Linked DNA regions of Mus musculus: region 2 is linked to region 1. Evidence: chromatin loops called from intact Hi-C (ENCODE). Cell type or tissue: left cerebral cortex. All regions are shown on one strand.

What was found. A loop is a pair of places that touch in the nucleus more often than their neighbours do. Peaks named below come from ENCODE experiments on the same cell type or tissue, not always from the same donor. Only the 100,000 strongest peaks of a DNase experiment are listed, where the experiment ranks them.
Region 2: a loop joins it to region 1, with 6 times the contacts of the local background. A loop is called at or near these places in 8 of 42 quality-filtered maps.

What each region holds. Positions count from the first base shown.
Region 1 is chr9:27,187,692-27,195,691 of GRCm38, forward strand. No RefSeq gene overlaps it. Among named protein-coding and RNA genes, the nearest start is that of Jam3, 36 kb to the left of the region's middle. In left cerebral cortex, no CTCF peak of the experiment used is centred here; DNase peaks (open chromatin) are centred at 1,211, 1,803, 3,023, 3,971 and 4 more places; H3K4me3 peaks cover 932 bases; H3K27ac peaks cover 5,413 bases.
Region 2 is chr9:27,299,664-27,307,663 of GRCm38, forward strand. All of the region lies in intron 1 of Igsf9b (immunoglobulin superfamily, member 9B), which reads left to right. Among named protein-coding and RNA genes, the nearest start is that of Igsf9b, 4.6 kb to the left of the region's middle. In left cerebral cortex, no CTCF peak of the experiment used is centred here; DNase peaks (open chromatin) are centred at 249, 492, 942, 1,177 and 7 more places; H3K4me3 peaks cover 5,623 bases; H3K27ac peaks cover 5,504 bases.

The DNA.
Region 1 (8,000 bases):
TCTGTCCCTCCTGTCTGAGTCTTCTCCCGAGCTCTGGTCCAGCCAGAGCTAGCTATGGAAAAGGAGGTTATTTTTAGCTTCAGACAGAAGCAGCAGCTGTCCACCACCTCTCCGAGCTCATCTCAACACTAGAGGTTCCAGCTACTGTGGTCAAGACCTAAGGAGGTGAGGAGGGCTGGCCAGTCAGGTCTTGAGAACCTACATGGCTCTCTTCTGTCCCAGAAGGGGGCACTTTCTACCCCAGGATAAGCCTCTCTCTAGTTTGCCTCCTGTCCCCCGCTTATTAAGCCCCAGTGGCTTAGCAGCTGAGCTGCAGAGGATGCAAAGTGGGGAGGGAAGGGAGGGACAAGCAGAATTTATCCAGAGGGCTAACAGCCTGCACAGAGGTCTAGTGTGGTCCTAGCCCGTTTTAGAGCTCTTTTGCCAATGTGCAGACTCCAAGATGCTGAATTTTGCAGGCCTGTTCTGTTTGGGGTATTGGGTTCTAGCACAAGCTGAGCACATCTGTGCCATCTCCTAGGGGTTCTTCCTCTGCCTCTGCAGCAATAGCATGAATGCTGGACTTGGTTGTGGGTGCACTGCCTTGAGTTTTTCCATAGTGGTAAATAAGTCTTTGACAGTAGGTGAACAACCCTGAGACATAATATTCAATTACAAAATGATTGTTGAAAATATTTGTCATAGGTCCCCAAATGATGGTAGTTCTAGTGACTCTTGTACTCCAAGCAGTGGCCAAGGGAAGGGAAACACTAGGCAGATTAATCAATCCATCAATTTTTGTATTTGCACACATGATGGCTAGGTATTGGCCTAGGCTTAAGCTACCTTGGTAGGCAAGTCAACAGACAAGAACCCTATTCTTGAAGAACTTACATTCTAAAGTGAATGTATGCAAAAAAAACATATTCCCATAAAAAAAAAAGTTCAACCCTGAATGTTTCTAGATGCCTAGTTATTGATTGCTAAGATCAGGTTTCTCTGGAGCCTATCTTCCTGATGCTGTGAGGCAGCAGTTCTCAGCCTTGTTCAGGTAGCATATTGCTTTATAAATCAGTTAAAACTGTGAACCCCTCTCGGAAAACACATGGAGAGACCACACACTTGGAGACCTGCAGACAGTTGGAGGGGCTCTGCGTTCCTTTGCTGCAGAGTGGGAGGCTCTGCTCGGCCCTGCTCTGGTGCGTAATATATACTGCAGTTCCCAGCAAGAGCTGCGCAGCTGAATTTTAATCACAGCCATCTCCCAATGCAGATCAGGAGAATCTGGCTACTGCTGAACCATTGGAAACATTTCTAAATGCTACCAAATGGCAGACAAGAACTACAAAACTCCTGCACAGCTATAGTCATATGACCCCAAGTGACCTCTGGGACAGTCGCCAATTCTTTTCCCTTCATCAGAGGTCTCAATACTCTTACATTCTTATTGGAAAGGGGTGCTGGGGTCTCTTTCAGCTCTTCTGTACCCTTAGGCTCTGCCATGTGATCATATAGGTTTGTCCTAGAATGTGAAGGGGAGAAATTGAGCCCAATCGCAGATGTCCTTTGGCACGGGAAGAACCACCCCTCCTGTCCTGGAGAGAAGTCCCAGGTGCCCTCAGTGGCCACACTGTCTGTTCCTTGTGCACTCCTACCCTCTACTCTCTTTGTCATGGCTCCATCCTGCAGCTGCAGTGGAGGCACTGACTGCAGAGGCTGCCACTAGACTCAAGGAGTGAGCCATCCATCCCGTGATTAAAGCCAACATTGTCTTAGCTTTGGCACAGGTTGTTGACTTATAAGTTTCACTCCACAGGGAAAGGCTCAACACAGCTCAAACAGCTGAGGATGGAGGGCAGTGGGGCTGTCCTGTGGTGACAGAGGATAGCCTTCCCTGGCAGCTGGCCAGGTATGTGGGAATGCAGGAGTATCTACTTTCTCGAGACTCATGGCCCTGTGTGGAGTGAGCCACAGGGCTCTGATGAGAGCTGAGCTACCATTTCCCTTATTGAGGCACCACCTGAGAATCAGAGGAAGGCTAAGGTAGCCTGTCTGCTCCATAGTAACTGGATGCTTCTTCAGGGCTTTCACAGATATGGGTAGGGAGACTTTCTCCCATCATCCTCAGTACCAGACTTGGGGCCCAGCCATGGCTTCAATACACAAGTGAGGGCATAGGAGTTGTAAGTCTAAGAAACCCCAATATGGGGTTTCTGGCACCAAGGGGTTCAAGCCAGACAATCCAGGGGCCAAACAAGACCTGCTAAGGCTTCATCTCTCTTAGAGACTTTCTCCCCCCTCCCCCAGCATCTTCCCTGCCTCCAGGCTAGAATTGAAATGTTTTTAGCCACAATCATCTGTCTAGAACCAAGGCTTCTCCTCTGCTCTGCAGAATTGGGAGGGGGAGGGGAGTGAAGGAGGGGCCACAAAGGGGCAGAAGCTCTGCCAGATCTCCTGGGCTTGAATGCTCTTACGGGTGTATCCATAGATTATAAAACGTATGACGAAATCTCTGAGAACGTCACCGTAACGAGAGAAGCACAGGTGACTCTTCGGGAGGCCTAAGAAATAAACCCCTATGACTGGTGCTCTGCGGTGATCCCAAACACAAACCTGTGTTCATATCCATATTCTTGAACCTGTCTGTAAAAAACTCTCCCCTATGGTAGGTAACCCTGACAAATATTCATGGGCCGCGCTCACATCTCTACACAGTCATGTCCTTCCCTTTCTATCTTACATGCACATGCCAATGATACATGTCTTATAAAGTAGTTTTACCAAATTCATGTGTAACACCTTCCGGGACATCCCTATAAATAGTCGTAATATAGGTGTGCATGTAACACACATGCATACCCCAGTTGGCAGAAGCAGCACCTTCAGACAGTCTGAGATCACAGCGGACCACGCCCTTTCCAGACCACGCCCACTAGGAAGGCCACACCCCTCAATCTCTCTAAACCCTGCTGCCATCAGGGCCCACTTGTCAGGTGTTAGCCCACTTTATCACACAATTGTCCCACTTTCTTTTCTCATTCCTTCTTCAAGCATCGGTCTGTGGGTGGAAGCGTCTGTTCCCAGTCATCTTGTCATGTCTCTTCATTTTGAGCTAAGAATACGAAACAGAGACATGATTATATATTAGGTGTCCAGGCACCTGAGCTCTCAGCTGATTCATAATAAGCTATTTTGCTCACTTATTTTTGTATGATTTCACAAAACTTGCGAAGATTTTCATATCTGCTCAAATCCTTCCTCAGTTTACCCACTCATAAGAATTAGATCAAATTACTATTTTACTCAGGTCGAATTATTTTGTCTTCATAATGGCAGTATTATGGGACTTAAATCTGATGTAAAAGAAAGCAGCTTTGAGTAATACACACGCACGCACACACACACACACACACACACACATATATGACCAGTAGGACAATTTGAACTATAAAGTTCAGGGACATTTTCCTAGTAGGCTAGAGGTCTGGGGTCCAGGGCTCAATGAATCAAAGTAGAAAATTCATTCCCAGGTCCTTTTTTCTACCTCCCCCCCCCCCCCCACCATACATAGTATGACTTCAGATCTAGTATTTAGGCTAAGTAAGAATGCCCTGGAGTTGATCTGAGAATCTGCACTGGGGCATATAAGCTTGGCTCTAGACTGCTGCCTAGGGCTTACACCTGGGAAAGTTCCTTTCTGCTCTTGGGCTCTGGGACTATACCAAGCAGCTGAGTGCCTACAAACAAGAGACCCTGCAGTGTGGTGTTTCCCAGGACAGGCTAGGATGAGCATCTGTGCTACCCTGGGCAGGTCTAGTGTTGCTGAAGGCAATCCCCTAGTATCTTGCTAAATCAGGCTTAGGGAAACATAGTTTTGCCCATTCCAGGCATCCTAAAGCTCCAAGCACAGCGGCTAGTTTGGGTGAGGGGAGGAGGCGGGGAAGCAGAGAGCTGGAGCCAATGCTAGCTTTGGAGAGAAGCCAGCAGCTTGCGCAGGGCTGACTTGTGTCTGGCCCGACCTTGTAAGAGGTGAAGGCACAATGCTTAAGAGTGTGATTGGCTTTAGGACTTAGAGCAGGCTTATATTCAGCTCAGAACCTTTATTCCTTTAGCTCAGCACTGTCAGATCCACAGTGCTGTTTGTCTGATTCAGTCACTCCTCCCTTGGGACAGTTCTTAAAGAAATTCCCGTACTTGGGACACCCGGTACTTGGCAGCACACTGAGCACATGCAGTGGGAGGAGAGTAAGGCTGGCCTCACAAGAAACCTCAGGGCTTCCCCCAAATGAATATGGGAACAGTGAAGAACGAGTGAAGAAGACTCAGGTAAAGAAAGCCCTTTTCTGTAGAGATCTGGCTTTCTGCAAGGGTGATTCTAGGTGGCCCTCCTCCCAGGAGCGCTGCGGCAGCATCCGGTTTCTGGCAAGGTTGGCCAGGAAAGCTGGCCAAGAGGGTGGGGGTTGCGAGAAGCTGACTGGGTTGGAGGTGGAGCCTGCAAACTCCGCAAGGCAGCAGCCTGGCTCCACCCCTCTCCTGCCTGAAGCTCAAAGGGATGACATCACCCAGACTGAGGGCTCTAGCCTTGAAGGGCTTCATCAGCATCAGCGGGAAGCTGGCACCTGCAGGGCTGAAGGACTTCCTGAGCAGACACACCACAATTCTCTGCTTTTCTCGTGGATCATTTCAGACTTCATGGGTCTATGCTCTGGGGTCTTGGAGATGGCACCTGGCTATCCAAGCCTGGGGCAGTTTCCTCCGCCCAGATTGATCCATGGCAACAGGCCTAAGCACTCCTCCCCACCGTGCCAAGTGCTTCTTTCTCTTGCCAGCAAGCTGCTGTTCCATTTTTCTGAGATTCCACGGAGAAGGATTAGATCACGAATTCTGACCATGCAACATTTAGCCACAGAAAAAGCTGGTGTCCCTCTCCCTGCGGGCCCGTGTCCCCTCCCCCACCCCAAACTCTACTGGGTGCTTGTGTTGCCTGCTTGCAAAGCATATGCTTGGCTGGTTGCTTGGTGTCTGCTGTTTATCCGTCTCTTCCTACTTAACTTCTGTTTCTTCTTGGCCCATCTGGCTCCCTGGTACCTGTCTTTCACTCATACTGTGGCTGCACTGGATACTACATCCTAAGCCCTATCTGTCCCTCTGCCACCTTCCCTCCCAGAGCCTGGAGACTCTTGTCTACTTTGGGGTCACGTCTGAGAGAGAACCTCTGACCTTAGGTTTAGGACCACAGAGAGACTGACACATACACAGCAGAGAAGCCTGGTGTGTGAGTGACTGCAGGATTATCTCAAAGATCTCTGGGAGGGGATGAGGTGTGTCGGGAAGGAAGCATCATGAGAGTTACTTAGGTCTCAATAGAATGCTAGATCTTGAAGGATCCCTCCCTCTCTAGCTATTCTGAGCTCCCTTCCTATTAGAGGAAATCTTGGGGCAGGCGGGGGTGGGGTGGGGTGGAGGGATTGTCATCCACACCAAAACCCATTGATGTTTTCTACCCACTGGAGGGGGCTTGCACATAGCAGCCGTCTGTGCAGAATGAAGCCAGGGAAATCCAAACTTTTTTTGACCTAGGTTCAGTTCAACTTCTTTTTGCTCAGAAGAGGTTGTGGCCGTCTCTGGGCTTCATGGCAGGTCAGCCCTGGGAGAGAGGACTTCTGAGAAGACAGCTTAACAGCCCCGACTCCCGTCCTCGCCAGCAGTTCTGCAGGATGATCTCCCCACAGCTTTCTTGGCGCCAGCTCTTCACTGTGGGCTCACAGAGTCATTTGTCCTCTCCACAGTCCTCTCACCACAGTATACACCCTTGTGGTAGCTCACACTCACCCCTCCAACACAGCCCACTTCCTTCCTGGTGTGTCACGGGGTTGCTGTTCATGACTTTCCTGGGATTCAAGAGGCCTGGGGGATGGGGGGTGGGGGGAAGGAATGAAGATGGAATAGGTGGGTGGGGCCTAAGAGAGGATGGCAGAGGAGAGATGGAGCCCCCCCCCCCCCCCCCCCCCCCCGGCCAAGAGGGGCAAGGCTTGTCATCTGCCTCTCTAGACCCAGACTGCACCTCCAGGCTGAGGCTGGCTGCCCAGGAGGCTGCACTGGGCCTAGAGTCAACAAGGAGGCACACACTCAGGGACCACCAGCTGCTGCTCCTGTGGAAGCATCTGCTTCTCTCGGAAATCCATAGGGCTTGGCTGCCAGGCCTCACTGCGTGCCCACTCGGTGGCTCTGTTCTCTGTCTCTCTTGTTCCATCTGCCTGCTCTACCGGCTGCCTGGCTCAACTCCTCTTAGCCTCCTTATTGCTCTACCAGAATGCTCTCCCTTCATCCTTCTCCACGTCTCTGCCCCACCACATCTATGCACCAAGTATTAGAGCTTGGGTTTTGTCTTTGTCTTTATCCATCACTTGTTTCTTTCCAGTTTCTCCCATATTCGTATTCATACATATTCTCACCCTCCCCCCCTCTCTCTGTTTCCCCCTTATGCATATTCAGTGCTTCTTTGAAACGTCACTTCAATTATTCTACCTGTGAGAAGCCTAGATCGGCTTCATCGATCAAACGTCTTGGCCTCTAACTCTAGGAGCCTGTGTTAGACCACAGTCTAGACTGACTTAATGTTTGGAAGCCTACCTATGCTCTCTGAGAGCCATCAAGGCCCAGACTGTTCTGCAAAGATCCTTCCTCTGATGTGGACACAGCAGCCTGTCCATTGTGTTGGGCGATCGACTGTGAGGATCACAGGAAAGCCTGTCCACCTTGAGCAGGTGATGCTACGCGGATCACCTGCCCTTAAAGGCACCGGAGGAGTGCAGGCCTGTGAAGGAATCCAAGAGTAAGACTTTGTCATTTGGTGTTTTGATTGTCCATTTGTGTGCGCTCCGTCATCCCTGACAGCTCCCGCAGGAGGTTCATAAAATAAGAAAAGGTGGTTTCTCATGGTAAGTCCCTTAGCCAGTGTTTCCAGCACTGGAGCGACTGATCTAGAATCAGAATCTTGGTTTCTAGGCTCTCTGACTATGAGAAGCAATTGAATAGAGTTTAGACTCAGAAGGTTTTGAGTTTAGACTCAAGGTTGAGAGGGATAATAAACCAAGCAGATCTAGGCACAGCCCCCCCCCACCCCCCAACCCCCAGGAAAAGAGGCAACAATGGAGAAAGGTAGAGAGAAGAAGGGAGAAGGGAAGATTAAATAGGACAAGAGGGATGGAGCAGAAGGGGAGTTATAAATGGCAGACTCCTCACCTCCTGCTTGTGTATACCAGCTATGACCATGGCAGTAGCTGGGATGGGGCCGTTAAGCCTTCTTTTCCTCACACAGTATCTGATGTCATTCCTCCAGTCCCTGTAGCTTCTCGGTTTCTCTTCTTAGCATCCTGGACCCTTCTTCCTGCCTTATGTTTTGTTTCCCATCCTGATCCTCAGTCTCGTCCTGTGTTTGCTCCATGCACTTGATGTCCTGCTCCCTCTAATCTTCCCATCCCTGCACTTTCTTACTCCCAGTGTGCTTCCCCCTTAGCCAAATTCCCCAGCATTGCTTTCTCCAGAGGAGCCAGGGTTGGTCCAAGGAGGTCAGAAGGTGGCCAGGGGTAAACGACATGTCTTGCATCAGGGATGTTTTGTGCTTTCCTTCACCTCCCAATGACTCAAAGTCTCCAGCAGCCCTGTGCACCTCTCCTTCAGAAACACAAGCGATTGTAGGCTCACATCCATGACAGGATTGCCTTCTAGTGGCATAAACTCACTTGATTCCTTTCTGGGATCCTTTGCCAGCAATGAGCTGACGGCAGACTCCTCACCTCCCGCTTGTGTATACCAGCTATGACCATGGCAGCAGCCTGGAAGAGCCCTAACCCCTCCCCCATGCATACCTGCTTCCCCTAACCTAAGGCCACTAGCTGGTCACTCCTGAGATGCTTCTGGTTGTGAATCAGCTTGGCTTTTCTTCCATAACCTGGACTGTTGAGTTTTCACATGAACTTCTTAAGCCAACCTCTTAATTTTCTGAAATTTCATTTTTC
Region 2 (8,000 bases), 110 kb after region 1:
TGCGGGTGGGAGGAACTCGGCGGGAAGGTGCGGGAGCCCTTGGGCTGCGAACGCCTTGGAATCAAAGTGGACTTAGTCTACCTTAGGCCCCTTGGTTCACAACCACACGTCGAATCTGAGCTTTGGGGAACCCCTAGTGCTCTAACTCTGGCTGCTGGGGACTTTGATGGTCTTTAGGCAGGATTCCGCGCGTCCCAGCCCTGCACAGCACCGCTGGATGGAGGAGCCCTTGAAGGGAGGCGCGATTAAGAGGTTGGGAGTCCCCGCAGCCGCCTCGAAGGGATCGGGTTCTCCGCCCCGCGCCCTTCCTTTCCACACATCTTGGCCGCGGAGGTCGGATCCCCTTGGCAGGTGACAAGCAGAATTGACCTAGAGGCTCCGAGCAGCATCTGCTCTTCTTGGTTCTGTCGGCCGCCCGCGCCCACCTTGACTGCATCTGGGCCCCGGCCAGGCAAAAGTTCCCGGGGAGGCGCCGTCGCCGCGCTTCAGGCTGCCCGGCCCAGCGGCCTCGGGGCGAGGGCCGCGAGGGAGGGGTCTGCCCAGCTGCGTCTCAGAGTCGAGTGGGATTTTTTATTTCTGCCTTCTCGGGTTTGAGCCCAAGAAAAAGCTAGGGAGAAGCCAAGGCGCGGGGTGCATACTTGAGCGCGAGGGCTTTCGCTTTGGAGATGGCAGAGCTCTGGGTGGCACCCGGCTCTCGGCCCTTGTATGGAAGTCAGAGCCGAGCCTGGAAGCTGCCAGGACTCTGAGCTCACGGTTTCTGCGCGCGGAACCGACCCGACTGCGGGCAAGTTCGCAAAGCAGGGAGATGGCGGCGGGAGAGGAACGGTCTGTGGGTGGAAGGCGACAGGGTGACGAGATTCTGCGGACTAGGGAGCCTTTTTGAAGGGCTCTGCTGGAGGCGCGGGCTTCCCCGGCTTCTTTTGCACCTTGCCTCGGGGCGTGTGGGGGGGAGTGGTTTGAGAAAGTTTCCGGATTGGAATGTATCTCCTCTGCTACTTGAGAGGGGGTTCTGAAACGAGAGAGTGGGGCGAAGGGAAGGACAGCTTTCCAACAAGCACTATGATGGTCGGGATGGTTATAAAGGTTTCCATTTGTCAGGTGGGAAAACCGAGACAGAGTGACCTCAGAAGAAGCTTATGGAAAAAAGGTGGATCTTGCTGTGCTTCTCCCTTCCCCCTTCCCATGCAGTCTTTCAGTGACTTCCTCCTCCTCCTCCCCTCTGGGTTTTGGTATATTCTGCTGTGGGGCTGTCCCTGAAAGCACAAAAGGCTGTGCTAGCATCCGAATTGAAGAGACACCTAAGGAGGGCTCTTCAACTAGCCTCCCAACTTTAGCAAGGGACAGATTTTTTTTTTGTTTTGTTTTAATTTAAACACAGACTACAGGAAATTGGGTTTATATTGCCGAGATTCACAGAATGGCTAGATTGAAGAAGGAACTTCCCAGTGTTGAAGGTTGTTGGTTGTGAAGGTTATTGGTCCTTCTGTCTGGAACTCCTACTCTTCTGTCTGGGAGCAAGGGTGACCTGATTGGTCTTGGATTCTTTTTAGTCTGAAATGGCTCAATGAGGCACTTACAGACATAGGCTTACTGATAAATGGACAAGATTCAAATCCTGGCCGTCCCACTTGCTGACCCCGTGACCTTGGACACATTTCTCAGCTTTTCTAAATGTCACTTACCTCAGTGGAAAGTGGGTTAGCTGTAGGAGTTTGTAGAGGCTTGGAGTGTGTGAACAGTTCTGTGACGAAGTGGCTGGGTGCCTGTTGTGAAATATGTGCTCACCAGACATCAGTGTTAGCATTTCAGGATCTATGGGATGGGATTCCTATTGGGTTATGCAGGGAGCGGAGAGTTAAGAGTGTGTTGGGGGACATTCAGAAGATTGCCTCCGAGGAAGCTAGACCCCTTCCTGGGCTGACCTTGCCTGGTGGAACCTCTCTTTCCTGCATCCCAGGGAAGTGTGGGTGGGGCATGCAGAATTGCTTGGAAGTCCTTTACAAGGTCTGCAAAGCTGAAGTATTGCTGGCTGCCAGATGCTACAGCCTAGAGCGGGGGAAGGGCACCTGCTCGCCTGTGAGGCCAGGGTTGCCAGTGCTGATGAGAGAGGCCTTATGGGATCCAGATGTTCTGAGAGGGGCAGAGGTGACTTTGGAGAAATCCTTCAACCTCAGGGACTGTGTGCAAAGCAGGAGTCGCTCTAGGTGAAAAGAATCAGGCCCATCAAACTGTCAGCTTGCAAGTCTGGGACAGAGGTGGGCATGGGCTCTTCCTTTTGACTCTGGTCAGGCATCTTGGAAGTAACTGAGCTCTGTGATCCAGTTGGGAGGGTAAAGAAAAGAGAAAGGTGGAGGCAGGTGGATCTCTGTTGTACAGAGAGAGTTTCAGGACATGGAGAAACCCTGTCTCAGGGAGGGAGGGAGGGAGGGAGGGGGACAGGAGAGGAGAGGAGAGGAGAGGAGAGGAGAGGAGAGGAGGAAGGCTATTGATGTAGTAGTCTCTGCATCACAGACATCTGCCCAGCAATCTGGGGGAGTTTCCACACTATGTGGAAATCCTGCGCGAGGTATAATTGACATTCAACCTCCTGTAAGGGAGGGAAGTCTGTTCTTCATTCCCAGTGTTACCTCCACCGAGTCTGCTGGTGGACTCCCTGGCTCCTGTGTGCCCAGGCCAATGAAAATCTGATTCAGATTCTGCTTGTGCTTGGAGCAGTGCCCTCTGTCCTCTCTGGCTTTGTCCACCCAGCCTTCCTTTGTGGATGGAGATGAGAAGGAGTATGTTTAAAGCCCAGGACAGCCTCTCAGCTGGGAAGAACTTGGTGCCGGGTGGTGAGTGCTGGTATGAGTGTGTCTCAGGACATTTACACGGAGGCGGGGGTGTGTCTGGTAGGAGGCCCCCCTGCAAGAAGCTGGAATAGGTATGTGTGGGAGGAGGCATGATGCTGCTGAGTACTGGAAAGAGTCAGCTGGAAGCAGTAGGCCGATAGCCCAGCATGCAGCAGTCCCTGGAGTTGTCAGGTCCCTGGTTCAGGTGGTTTCAAGTTTATATCTGAGACGGAGAGTTGGGGTCTGGTTTCTCAAGGAGTAAAGGTTGCTCAGTTAGAGAGCTTGTATCCGTCCCTTCTTTGCTGTGCCTGGCACTTTCCAGGGTCTAGGCTCCCTCTCTGTCCTCAGAGTTGGCCAGCCTGTTCGGTTTGCTTTTTTTTTCTCCATTCTGTTGGGTGCTCATTAGGTTTCCCTGCAGCCCTCCTGTTTGCACTGAAAATGCGGGGGTGGGAGGTGAGGCCGGAGTTAGGATAGCATCAGGAACAGTGAGATTTAACTGATTCCTGTCTCCACGAGAGCTGCTCCCTTCTGGAGGCTTCTCAGCTGCTCTCCCCACCCCCACCCTGGAGTGACATGACCCCCCCCCCCCTTCCCTCTGCTTCCAGGGATGGGTTGAACAATTTGTGTGAAGAGTGGATCTTGATGAGCTGTGATTGGTAAGAACTTTTGGCTTCTTAGAAGAAGTGTGCATGTGTACATATACATACGCGCCCTAGGATGTGTTATGTATATTCCTATATGCATGAGTAAGTGTGCATATTTTTAAATGTGTGCACACACACATATATCCCCGTATGTATGTGTATGTGCCTCTGTAACCGGTGTTTCCACTTAGTTAGATGTGTAGCGTGCCCTTGCAAGCACTTGTGTGTTTATGTGCACTTGCGTGGAGCACATCAGGACAGGAGCATTTATGGACAAGTCTGAGGTAGGAGCCCCTCTTGAGTACTTGGGGATGCAGCGAGACTGCTCGGCAAGCTGCTTGCTTCCCTGTTCGTTGCTCTGCACCTGCGTCCCTGTTCTCGTAGCCCAGATGTTCTTAGAGTTGGAGGCTCCAGCCCAGAGCTGGGGCGAAGAACTGCCTGAGGTTCAATACCGAAAGCCTAAGTAACAGGGCAGAGGCTTGGCCCACGGGGAAGCCGACTGCCTCTCTTGCTAGGAGGCATTAGTTGCCATCAGTCTGGCACAGTCCAGGGTAGATAAAGAAAGCTCTGGGCATCTGGGGAGATGGGAGAGGATTGGGGTTGGAGGAGCAGCTTGCAGTCAGGCTTCTGCCCCAGGGGCACTGCCCATGGGTGTGGTCTGGTCTGCCGGAGGCAACTGACCTATTTTTCTTAGAAATCTTCCTGCTTTCCTATTCGCTCTTGCATGAGTAACCAGGAGAGTGGTGAGTGGAGATGGGGCCTCTTCGAGGGTTTTGTAAGTTCCGTGAGGTCAGGGCTGTGACCTGCCTGCCTGACCTTTGGACAAAGAGGGGACTGATAACCTACGTGGCCTTGTGCCTTCTATGCTGCCCCCTTATCTTCTTCCTGGTGAAGTATACCCTAGATGTGGGGCTGTGGCAAAAAGCTCGTTCATGGGCACAGATTGTAGCAGTGATGCATTGCTTGCGTCCTGGTTCGGAGCAGGGATGCTGTTGCTCTACCGGGAGGGAGTAATCTCTCACTCATATCCTATGCCTATCTGACCTATGATGCCCTTACTGGCTAGCCTTGCGGTGTACAGAGCAGGATGCCCTGTGGGGTACACAGGCTACGGGAGGACAGGCTTCTTTCTAGGTGTCAGGGCTAGGTTGTGGGTGTAGGGGGTGGGTATGACTTCACTTTTCTGCTGAGGAGCTATGAACTGAGATTGAGTTACAGACTTCCTTCCTGCCCGTGGCTCCTGGGGAAAGGGTTCTTGGAAATATAATCTAGCCCAGCAAATTAAGGTCACTAATAGCACTGGCACTACCAATGCTATTGGAGGTGGCGGTGGTGGTGGTGCGGCAGTCCAGCCAGAGGGGTTGGAGGTGGAGCCCAGTCCTCCCAGTACCTTGCTGTTCCTAAAGTTGGAGCTTACCTACCTTGGTCTCTTGGCCTCCTGGGAGGGGTGCAGAAAGGCTGTGAGGATATTGGCCAGGAGCCACAGCAAGGTAGGGCTTTTCTAGAGTGTGAGAGTCCTTTCTAGGTAGAAGGATGATAGATGTTATAGATGGTCTCAAACCCACCCAACCTGTGTAGGCAGAGAATGGGAGTCCCTCGTGTCCTGGGTACTGGTTGTATCTCTAGGCTAGACTCTCTTGTGTGCTCCTTACGCAGTGCTGGGTGGCAGGAGCCAGCTTTCTGCTGTCCTCAGGTCCTCCTCTGGGTGTGTGCCTCCCACGTGGTGGGAGCCCAAGTCTGCTAGCTTCCTGGAATCTCCTGGAGCCTCCTGGCCTGCTGAGGAGGAGGGATTGGGGGACTATTGGGGGCTGTGTCTTTTTTGGACTCAGCAGGGATTATTTTTAGGCTGGCAGATGGAGGTGGCGGTGGCTGTCGCTGGTATTATTAGACAACAGGCCTGTGGTTTGAGAGTCTGGTGCCCAGAGGAGGAGGAAGAGGAGGCTGCCATGAGGAGCCATGGAGGCTGGTAGTCAGCCTTTGTCTTCCCTCCTCTTAGCCATGGTCCAGCCTGGCAGGACTTTCAGGATCAGGCAGAGTGACCTTCACTAGATGGTCACCATCTGATCTAAGTGCTTCTAGGAGGAAGGCCTATTCAGAATCCATCTGTGGTCTTGGGATGTGGAGTCTGGACTCTCAAAACCTCTGCTGACTGTGGGTGGAAGCTCTGACTCTGTATAGGGGAGAGAGGCTTTGGTCATGTGGGTTCTGGAAGGACTCTTGATCCACTATTTGTTACTTAGGTAACTTTTGGGAAACCCATTTGCAAGACAGAAATAGCAGACCTGTGTCAGGGGCCACACTATGGGCATGTAGCATCATACTCCTGGTACAGACCCTGTGTGTGGTGTGGGGCTGGGTAGTGTTCTACTTGTCTCCCGGGTGCAGTGAGGGTTTCTGCACCTGTCTCTTGCCTCTTTTCCTGGTACTGAGAAGTAGTTTTCTATCCTAGGACCCTTCCTTCCCAGACCTTTCTTGGCTCCAGGTTGTGGGGTTGTGCCAAGCCTTGGATGCTTTGTAGTTCTGTGCACACAGGGTGTCTGCTGACAGCTTTGGACTCAGCTACCCACCGGGTACCACCTGGCCCAGAGAATGGGAGATTTGTATCCTATGGGCTTTCCAAAAGGTCAGCCAACCTGTAGGGGCCTGCCTGTTCCTTCTACCTGCCCTCTTGCTTTCTCTTTCCTGCCAGGGTGGCATAGCCCAAAAAGTGGGCTGGGGAGCCACTCAGGAGTCAGATCCTCTTGAAAAGTGCGTGTGGGGCTCAGGGTGTTTCCTAGCCTTTTTGATGTGCCTACCCCTTGCCAAAGCCAGTCTGGGGGGGGGGGGGATCTGAGGTCATTATTTCTAAGCATTACCTTTCCCCTCCTCCTTCCCCTGCCTTCCAGCTGTTCTCTGTGGCCCTGCTGGGGACCAAAATGCCTGTCTGCCTTCTGTAGGTGATTTTTTGAGTTTCATTGTCTTTTGTTATGGGAATTGCCATAAGAGTGACTCCCTAGTTGGGTTGGACCAGCCACCAGCTTGCATGAGATACATTTGTGCCCCTCCCCCCTAATTCCCTAACCTGAGTCTCTTTCACCCCTGGATGGGGATTTGCTTGCCCTTGTGTTTGATTTCCCAATTTCTCCTTTTTCAAGCCCCTCATTAATGACTCCCCCTTGTCCCCTCCCCACTCATTGAGCTTTTCTGGAGAGATGTTTATTAGACATATTTTGGCTCAGAGAATATGAGACCTAGAGAGAAGTGTCTGTGGGTAATAGAGTGAGGGAACATACCCATTCTGTGTGTGTGTGTGTGTGTGTGTGTGTGTGTGTGTGTGTAAGGTGTGTAAGAAGGGAAAGAGAAGATGACTATTTTCAGATCCAGAAACCAAGGAGAGCTTGTGCTGAGTGTGGAGGCTGAGACATGGCTTCCCCCTCATCTTCCTTGTGGAGAAACCTGTCTCATTTTGTCTCGTGTATCATCTTTGGGATGCATCCACTGTGCAGTCGCTTGCCTCTGTTTGGAATGCCCCTGAGAAGAGATGCTGGTGGGAGAGCACTTACCCTGCTATTTGGGGGTGTGCTTCATGCTTGGGGCTCAGGGCACTCAGTCCAGGGGCTGGCTGAGGCTAGGAGTGTGAACCTGCAGCCTTCTTTCCAGGGCTGGGAAGGAAGGTGTGAAGAGGCTGTCTTATTGAGATGCAGCGAGAACCAGGCAGTGCAGGTGCAAATGAGCAGCTGGCACTGTGGGGACCCGTGCCAAAGGTGACCTACCTCTGGGCATTGCCCTCCAGAGCCTTGGACTTGGCAGCCTGTTGTCCAGAGCAGACGTTGACTATTAGAACTTCCTGATGTTCTCCAGCTCTCTGCCTTCTGCCTAGACTCTAGGGGCAAAGGAGCTACCTTTCCTGAGCCTCTTTGACCCCGGGAAAAATCCCTTCTACTTCCCCAGGCTTTTATAGTTTGTCTCCTAATCTCCACACAGGCTGTGCTACAGATAGTTTTGCATGTGTGCACATACATGCACATACACACTTGTCCACCCTTCCCCCGATCCCCATTATTTTGGCTCATGGATGCTGCTGGGAATTCTTTCCTTTTGGTCCAGTTCTGCTCTTTGTATGCCTGGATTCAGTCGGCTTTTTTTTTTTTTTTTCTCCCATGTGTCCTATGGGATGTGGGGGATGCTGGGGATGCTGGGAGGCACTCCCTGCAGCTGGGCTCTCTTCCTTTCTGGAGGGCCTGGGCTGCAAACAGCCTGCAGCCAGGTTGGGGGCAGGGAGGCTAGGAAACCTGCCTGGGCCTCTGGCAGGTGAGTGCAACTGCTTTGCTCCAAAAATACTCAGTGATCTTAGCTCTTTCTCTAGAAAACAGTGATGTCACCGAGAGCCAATAGGCTTCTGCAAGGGCTTGCTTCCCTCTCTGCCTCCTCCTTCCGCAAGTTGCAGAGAAGAGGGAGGAGAGGGGAGGGGGGGAAGGAGACACAGGCGACACACACCCACTCCTTGGAGAGGTACAGACAAGAAACACACATGCACATAGAACAGCTC